Regions from separate parts of the Homo sapiens genome. Here region 1 is linked to region 2. The links are chromatin contacts, found by Hi-C or POLR2A ChIA-PET in ENCODE. All regions are on one chromosome and are shown on one strand. Each heading gives the region's core, a stretch centred on a gene start or an enhancer-like site at or near the end of the contact. The rest is flanking DNA. Distances are from core to core; before and after follow the strand shown. Region 1 has its middle 63 kb from the start of LIMCH1. Region 2 holds the start of LIMCH1 (LIM and calponin homology domains 1).

Evidence for each region. A loop is a pair of places that touch in the nucleus more often than their neighbours do. ChIA-PET counts read pairs that join two places held with the same protein, here RNA polymerase II (POLR2A). Pooled maps may share reads with other maps.
Region 1: a map of PC-9 shows a loop between it and region 2 (7-fold over the local background). The contact joins the enhancer-like site here to the promoter of LIMCH1 in region 2. A Hi-C loop is called at or near these places in 1 of 168 maps with a recorded cell type or tissue (PC-9) and 1 of 50 pooled maps. POLR2A ChIA-PET finds 5 or more read pairs at or near these places in 2 of 52 experiments (K562 and PC-9).

The regions. Positions count from the first base shown.
Region 1 is chr4:41,472,853-41,477,393 of GRCh38, reverse strand. It overlaps a transcript of LIMCH1 not described here. Among named protein-coding and RNA genes, the nearest start is that of LIMCH1, 63 kb to the left of the region's middle. Within about 2 kb of position 1,838, at least 2 of the 41 ENCODE cell types and tissues checked have a DNase peak (open chromatin) inside an H3K27ac peak, as active enhancers do; they include PC-9, where a contact is called at or near this core.
Region 2 is chr4:41,535,464-41,539,432 of GRCh38, reverse strand. LIMCH1 (LIM and calponin homology domains 1) reads right to left here and starts at 1,276. Exons shown (of 32, transcript NM_001330672.2): 1 at 1,083-1,276.

The sequences.
Region 1 (4,541 bases), core at 589-3,088, 63 kb after region 2:
GCCTGAGCTCTCTTTGCTAAACCACGCAAACTCCTCTGAAGGAAGAGTCCTGTTTTCCTAATTCACATAAAGCTACTGTCTGTACCCAAGCCCATAGAGTCCACCCTGGGGAGCTGCCTTTTCTAATTTACACAAAAGTGCTCAGTGGGCTATCAGGAGCCTGGATATAAGCATTATTATTATCCCTGGTCTCCAGATGAAGAAACAAAAGTACAGACCATTAAGTAATTTGCCCAATTTCCTATAGCTAGCAGGTGGCAGACCCAGGATTCTAAGCTGGGCAGTCTGGCTCCTGACCTGCCCTCCTAGCCAGTGTGCCATGTTGTCTAAATATGTTGCTGATTTCCCCCTATTATCAGTTGAGTTGCAAAGAAAGATCAGACTTCCACTGCCTATGACACCTTCTGCTCTCTTCAATGCGCCTTTTCCTCAAAATGTGTAATAAGAAAATAAACCCCCAAATCCAGAAAAACATCAACACATCTGTGCATTTATTGTCAATTCACTCAACACCAAAGGGGTGAAATAATAACAATCTTTGTCAGGTCCCTGGATTTTTATCTTTGTTTTTAAAAAATCATCACAAGTACCCAAAGAATCCAGCTTGAAATAATCCTATATACAACTCAGTCCCCTATGGAATGAAAATACATATCCATTAAGGGAGGGTGGAGGGGAACAGAAGGAAGGAAGACAAGATGCCTCATTTAATACCATCAGGCATTTTTGGAACAAAATATTTCCCTACTTATCTTCCTTTGGTTCCTTAGACTTATAAATAATGTATTATGGCAGGAAATCTGTTCTTTTGGCTGGTTTGTGATACAGACAGCAGGTGGTAACCCAGCCCACTAAAATGCCATTCATCACTGAGCATTGCTGATGCAGAGTGTGGTGTTGCCCCGCCAGAGGCAGCAGCAGCCATCTTGGCCTGCACAGGAGTGAACCTTGCTCAGGCTCTGTATTTGGCTCTCCTTACCTCCACCTCCACGAACAACGCCCACAGCAATGAAGAACAAGTGCTGTCTCCAGGGTATTACCAAGAACTCTAAGGAAACAATGCAAAACTGGACTATCCTCTTGAAATTACAGGAAAAAAAGCAAGGTTATTCTTTATGAAACTAATAGGTGAGAATCATGTTTAACCAACCAACCAACAAACAATGGGACCTTGTGGCCACACATCAGCTTAAACACCATTAACCAAAAGACTGGGGAAATGAAGAAAGGAATAAAGATATAAAAGGCAATTGTGAGGGCCAGGTGTGAGAGCTCATGTCTGGAATCCCAGCACTTTGAAAGGCTGAGGCAGGAGGATCACTTGAGCCCAGGAGTTCAAGGTTACAGTGAGCTATAATCATGCCACTGCCCTCCAGCCTGGGCGACAGAGCAAGACCTTGTCTCTAAAAATAAATAAATAAGAGGCAATTGTGTTATTGTTAAAACACTCACTGTGTTCTAAAAGGTCCTTGATTGTATTTTTAAAAATCTTTTTAATGTCTTTTTTTGTATTATTTTACTTTAAGTTCTGGGATACATGTGCTGAATGTGCAGGTTTGTTACATAGGTATACACGTGCCATGGTGGTTTGCTGCACCTATCAACCAGTCATCTAGTTTTTAAGCTCCGCATGCACTAGGTATTTGTCCTAATGCTCTCCCTCCCCTTGCCCCCCACCCTCCAACAGGCCCCAGGGTGTGATGTTCCCCTCCCTGTGTCCATGTGTCCTCACTGTTCAACTCCCACATTCTTTATAATCAAGTCATCCTGAGAAATGACCTAGGACTAAGGGTGTTCTAAAATGTTTGTTTAACAACCAGTTCTCATGGGAATAGGGAGATTCCTAATGTACAGCATTTGCCAGCTTCTGTGGTTTCAACATTCCCACCTTAGCTGAATTCATGCTCAACCTGATATCACTGAATGCAAAGTGGGGAAGAAACAGACACAATCCCTTCTCCCCAGTCATATGAACTGGCTCCAGACCCCTACTGCAAACTCACAGTCTGTATGACATACATTATAGGACTAAGAGTTAATCCAATTGCAGTGCTCCAACTGTATTATAATTTCTGAATATTCATGAAATTGGAGAATTTTATCAAATAATGATTGAAAACAAAGCATGTAACTATATAAACATTCAGATACTTCTAAACTTGCATATACTCTTATTTATAAACAGTCAACATCTTATAGAAAGACACAAGTACTTGAATAATGTAAACTAGCGTCCTTTCAGATGGCTGTTTCTGATTTCCTGGATACAGGTAGGCAATAGAAAACAAAAGCAAAGGTCTCCACTAAACTCCTGAAAATTGTCTCTTGGTGCCTGGTTTATTTCATTTAGCACAATGTCCTCTAGGTTCGCTCATATTGTCCAAATGACAGAATTTCCTGGCTTTTTTTTTTAAGGCTGAATAATACTCCTTTGTGTATATATACCACATTTTAATCTGTTGTGAACACTCTGTTGTTTCCATATCTTGGCTATGGTGAATAGTGCTGCAGTCAACACGGGAACACAGACATCTCTTCGACACACTGATTTCAATTCCTTTGGGTATATGCCCATTGGTGGGATGCTGGAGCATATGATAATTTTATTTTTTAGTTGTTTGAGGAACCTCCCTATTGTTTTCCAAAATGGCTATACTAATTTACAATACCACCAACAGTGTATGAGGGTTCCCGTTCTCCAGATCCTCACCAATGTTTGTTATCTATTGTCTTTTTGATAATAGCCAATCTAACAGGTGTGAGGTGATATCTCATTGTGGTTTTATTTTGCATTTTTCTAGTGATTAGAGGTGTTGAGCATATTTTCATATATCTGTTGGCCATTTGTGTGTCTTCTTTTGAGAATAGTCTATCCAGGTCCTTTGCCCATTTTTATTTTTATTTTGAGACACAGAGTCTCACTCTGTCGCCCAGGCTGGACAGCAGTGGTGCGATCTTGGCTCACTGCAACCTCCACCTCCTGGGTTCAAGCGATTCTGCTGCCTCAGCCTACTGAGTAGCTGGGACTACAGGTGCCTGCCACCACACCCAGCTAATTTTTGTATTTTTAGTAGAGACAGGGTTTCACCACATTGGCCAGGCTGGTCTTGAACTCCTGCCCTTGTGATCCACCTGCCTCAGCCTCCCAAAGTGCTGGGATTACAGGCGTGAGCCACCGCGCCTGACCACCCATTTTTGTTTTTATTTTTATTTTGAGATGCAGAGTCTCACTCTGTTGCCCAGGCTGGAGTGCAGTGGTGCAACCTTGACTTACTGCAATCTCCCCTTCATGCGTTCAAGCAATTATCATGTCTCAACCTCCCGAGTAGCTGGGATTACAGGGGCGCACCACCGTGCCTTGTTAATTTTTTTATTTTTAGTAGAGACAGGGTTGTTCCATGTTGGCCAGGCTGGTCTCAAAATCCTGACCTCAGGTGATGCCCCTGCCTCAGCCTCCCAAAGTGCTGAGATTACAGGCGTAAACCACTGTGCCTGCCATTTGCCCATTTTTAAAATAAGGTTATGTGTTTTCTTGTTAATTAGTCATTACAGTTCCTTCTATATTTTGGACATTGGCCCCTTATCTGATGTATGATTTGCAAATATTTTCTCCCAATCTGTAGGCTGTCTTTTTATACTGTTAACTGTTTCCTTCGCTGTGCAGAAGCTTTTAAGTTTGATGCAATCTCATTTGTCTATTTTTGCTTTTGCTGCCTGTGCTTTGGGGTCATATCCAAGAAATCACTGCCCAGACCAATGTCATGGAGTTTTCCCCTATGTTTTCTTTTAGTAGTTTTGTACTTTCAGGTTTTGCATTTAAGTCTTTAATCCATTTTCAGTTGATTCTTGTATCAGGGTGAGATAAAGGCCCTGAACTAGACTCTTGATTACACTGCAAGGGAGGTGATCAGTAGAACCAGCAAAACAGACCAGTTGCTATTTTACTACTGATTGACACAGGGATCTGTTGTTTGTAAAAGAGAGAAAAGACTAATGCATTTTCCAACCATCAACAGCTCTGTTCTTTCTCTGTTTTGTTAAATTGCTGCCTGCTGCCTGGGTCTCTTCAGCCTCATCCATTATGCAACACGTTGGTAGTGATGGGACCAGGATGTACCATTGCACAAAATGACAAACCTGAGCAAAGTCAAAGAAACAGAACTAACATCTCAAAGAACATGCAGTAAACAGCACACACCTTTCCTCTTCTCACTCTCGGTATTGGCAGGTCCTTAAAAGATTCACACTCACATCAACATTTACCAAGTTGTCATTTTATGGCACTGGGAGGAGTTAAAATGCAGAGGCAATATCTGTTCTTCACCTCTTGTCTTGAATGGAATTACATTATTATTTCGTGGAGATTGGCCTTCGCATTTATTCTCTGGCCTACCGAGGAGAAAAAAAAAAAAAGGCTTACAGCAGCATTTCCCAAAGTGTTTTCTGCAGAATCCTAGCTCCATGGGATGTTAAGAGATGTGATGTGGAAAGAAGGGTCCATGGTCAAGTAAGCTTGGGGAATCCTGCGTTTTAAAAAAAGT
Region 2 (3,969 bases), core at 27-2,526:
CAGGCAGGATTCCTGAGTCAAAGGCTGGCTGCTGACACTTGCAGCCTCTCGGTTTTATTTGACCTTCACCTTGTGCGGAACCCACCCGCGCAGCACAGGACAAACCCCTTCTCCCGGGACTGCTGAATCAGCCACTCTGGGAGTGGCAGGAGAGAAGTTTCAGACTCCTGAGACATTTGGTCTATTCAGCACCATGAAGAAAACGGCTGTAGCTCAGTGAGAGAATCACAATCAGGAGCTGGCTGAATAAAGGTGATAAAAATAGATTTCCCGACTCCACAAAGATGAATCATTTTGCCATAGGGATTCGCCAGGCTCTGTTTCAACCTGATTTTCAACCCAGCCTCATAAATTTGGCTAAGGAAAATTTTCTTCCCCTAGATAACCAGTGCCATGGAACGTTTAGCATTCAGACGGGTCTGACGGGATTTTATGAGACAATTGTCCAGAAATAACCCCCATTCCTTTCCCGGCCTGCAGTAAATAGTGACTATGAAGGACAAGGACTAAGTGGGCAAGGCTGGAGATGCAGCCCTTCCCTCCAGACTCCTCCCTGCCTCCCCAATGTCTTCCTTGCTTCTTTTCCTCCTCATTTTAAGAAATGGAAGTTTTTAAAAAGCAAAGGGGGCTGTGGAGTCAGGAGCAGAATGTGACAGGGGCTCAGGTGAAGCAGCCCCACCATGAATGCAGCCACATCTCCCCCACAACACCATGTGCTGCTGGACCACATCTTAAAAATGCAGCCAAGTTGCTTCTCATTCTCAAAATTCTCAAAAATCCTTTTTATTTTGACTAAACTAATGGAGTTATGTGTCTTGTACCACATACCGGAAAATAAAAAACAATGCTTTCCTTAGGGAATTAAAAAAAAAAAAAAGCTTAATTAAAAGCAACAGGTGCTAACAGTTATCAAAGGACAAGATGAATCCACAGGAAAGTAATTTTCATATTATTTTCGCCATACTAATAAGTGAATAAAAAGTCACTTTTTTTTAAACCAAGTATTAAAGTCTAAATAGCTTCCTTCTTTCCATCATGGATACCCCTAAGCATGTATTTCTTTTATAATGAATTTTACTTACCCCCACACGTCCTCATGCTCCGCAATGAACTCCAGCCAACCCACTCTGGGAGATGGGAGGGGCATCTCTCCTGTGTGCTCCTCGTCAGCCCCAGCACAGCAGCCGAAATGCCCTTACATTTCCTTTCCCAAAACAGTCGTCACCACTGCCAACCCCTGCTCTGTCCACAAGCAGGCTGCTGCGGCTGAAATGCTGATGCAGTGAAAGGGAACTGGAAGACAGCTGATTGCCACACCTATTGGAGAGGGAGGCGGAGAAGCCCATTCCCTCTGAGGAAAAGGAATGGCATCTTCAGAAGTAGAGATGCCAGGATTGGAATTGTGCAGAGAGCTTTGTGTCAGCCACTAGCACACAGTAGGTTTGCAGTACTGTCAGGAAATCTGGATCTAGAAAAAGCACCCAAGTGGGACCCGAGGAACAAAGACTCACTCCAGTCCCAACTCTGGAACAAAGTTGCTGCCTGACTCCAGGCAAGTCACTGCCTTCTGGTCTCAGTTTCCTTATTTGTAAAATAACAATGTTTCAAAAAGTAAATCTCTAAGTGGCTTCTAGTTCTGGGATTCTAAGACCATCCTAATGTTCATGAGCATAATAAAAAGTAAACTACCATTTATTGAAAACATCCTGTGTACCATCCATCATATTAGGTATTTTATGTATATCATCTCATTTAATCCCACAATGCTGAGATGGGATTTATCAACCCCATCTTATAGATGAGGAAACTGGCAAACTCACTCCATGAATCCCCATGAAAAAAAAGGATCATCATATTCCTTCAGTGTTTTGAATTTAAATGGAGGCATTCAATCTTTGTGCCTGAAATTGAGATGACATCTGAGAATGGAATTTCTGCACTGCTGGGAGATTAATGTGTTTACAGTCCTCTGCTGGTATAATTCTGAGGTACTAGTATTTATGGTTATGGCTGTTCATGCTACTGCAAAATCCATTTTCCACCTGTTGCTTTTTATTAAACCTCCCTAAAGGACATGAACTATTTCTTTCTGCAGATTCTAAAAGCAGGATGCTGAAATATGTGAGCAGAAGCATCGTGTGCGGAGTTACCATTTGGAATTTTCAAATGCTATAAAACACAATGTTTACAACCAATTCATCATTTATAAAAGTTTATTGGATTAATATGCCAATGGACTCACTGGTATCCTGCCATTTATTGACACAAATACATCAAGTGGTAGGCTGACATTTAATATTTATTAATAACTTCTGTATTTCCTTACCTATTTCATAGTTTCCTTGCATTATGCTCTTTTATCTTTATTGTCATTCATCCTACTTTAAGTGAACTTTTTATTTTAGAATAGTTTTTAGATTTATAGAAAGCTACAAAGATAATATGCAGAGTTTCAGTATAACTCATGTCTTACATCTTACATTCCTATGGTACATCTACATTTATCACAGTTAAGAAATAAACACTGGTACACTACTATTAACTAAATCCATGTTTTATTTGGATTTCATTAGTTTTTCCCTAATATGCTCTTTCTGTTTTAAGATCCCATCTATAATGCCATATAATATTTAATCATTATGTCTCCTTAACTTTTTCTGGACTTTCCTTGTTTCTCAGATATGCCTTGCTTTTGATGGCCTTGACAGTTTTGAAGAATACTGGTCGGGTATTTTGTAGAATATCCTTCCATTTAGGTTTGTCTGATATTCTTTCCATGGCTGGGGATATAGGTTTTTGTGAGGAAAAAGTACCATTCTTTTAACACTGAGGGAAAAGAGGAAAAGTACCATTCCTATATAACATTATATCAATCATCCTATTTTTAATGTTATGTTTAAGTTAAATCAAAAACTTAAACTGAATATAGTTAAATTTTAGAAAGGAAAAATTAGATATCAAACTACTCAGAAATCTAGTATTTTATACTGTGGACAGAGCGACAGAGAGGAATTAATTTTTGTACCATTTGAGATGAAGGTAGACCTAACATTCTAGCAGAAAGCCAGCTAATTACAAGAGAGGCGTCTAGCGAGTTCTTTTGAAATGCTTGCCAAGACAAACTTCCTACAAAAACAATCCAGAGGAAGGCACGTTTTAAGAGAAGTGCTGTTTCAGCCTAGCATGGTCTCATACTTCATACATTTGGTGGTATTTTTTTCCTGTTGTCAAACAACCAAATCCCTATAAACCTGGGTTTGGAATACATGCTAAGAATTAGTTCCACAGAAAGTTATCCTCTAGGTAAGCTATAACTATGGAAAAAAAGGAGTCAGACGTCAGCTGAAATATGTATTTCCTGCTATTATATATTTTTTGCTCACAGTTTGTAATTGAAGGTCTATTCCTAAGGGAAAAAAGTGAGGAACTGATGTAATGTCACAAATTCTGCTAAACGCTGTTCAACGAAAGATAAGGGAGAACAAGTGGTTTCTTTCTTCAAAGAATGGCATTTTTTGTTTTTTCGGGAACAGGAAAGGGAAAAAAAAATGAAGTTGGGGAAAAAAAAGCTTTACAGCACTGCTATATATAACCTTCCACCTCTGCAGAGACACAGAATAATTATGGAAACAAATTTGGAAAAATAGTTTGTGGTGGTGCAGAAAGAGGATATTAGACTTCAGCTAGCAAGTCTAGGCATTCAAAACACACGTGAATAAGAATTTAAGGGCTTAGCTGGCTAACCCACTGTTACGAGCTAAATTGTCTCCTCCTCCCTCCCCCAATTCGTATCTTGAACTCCTAACCCGTTCTAACTCAGAATGTGACTGTAGTGACTGTAAGAAGGTAATTAAGTTATATGAGGTCATCTGAGGGGGCCCTAATCCAATACGACAGTGTCCTTATAAAAAGGCAAAATATGGACACAGATACATACAGGGGAAAGACCACGTGAAGATGCAGGGAAAG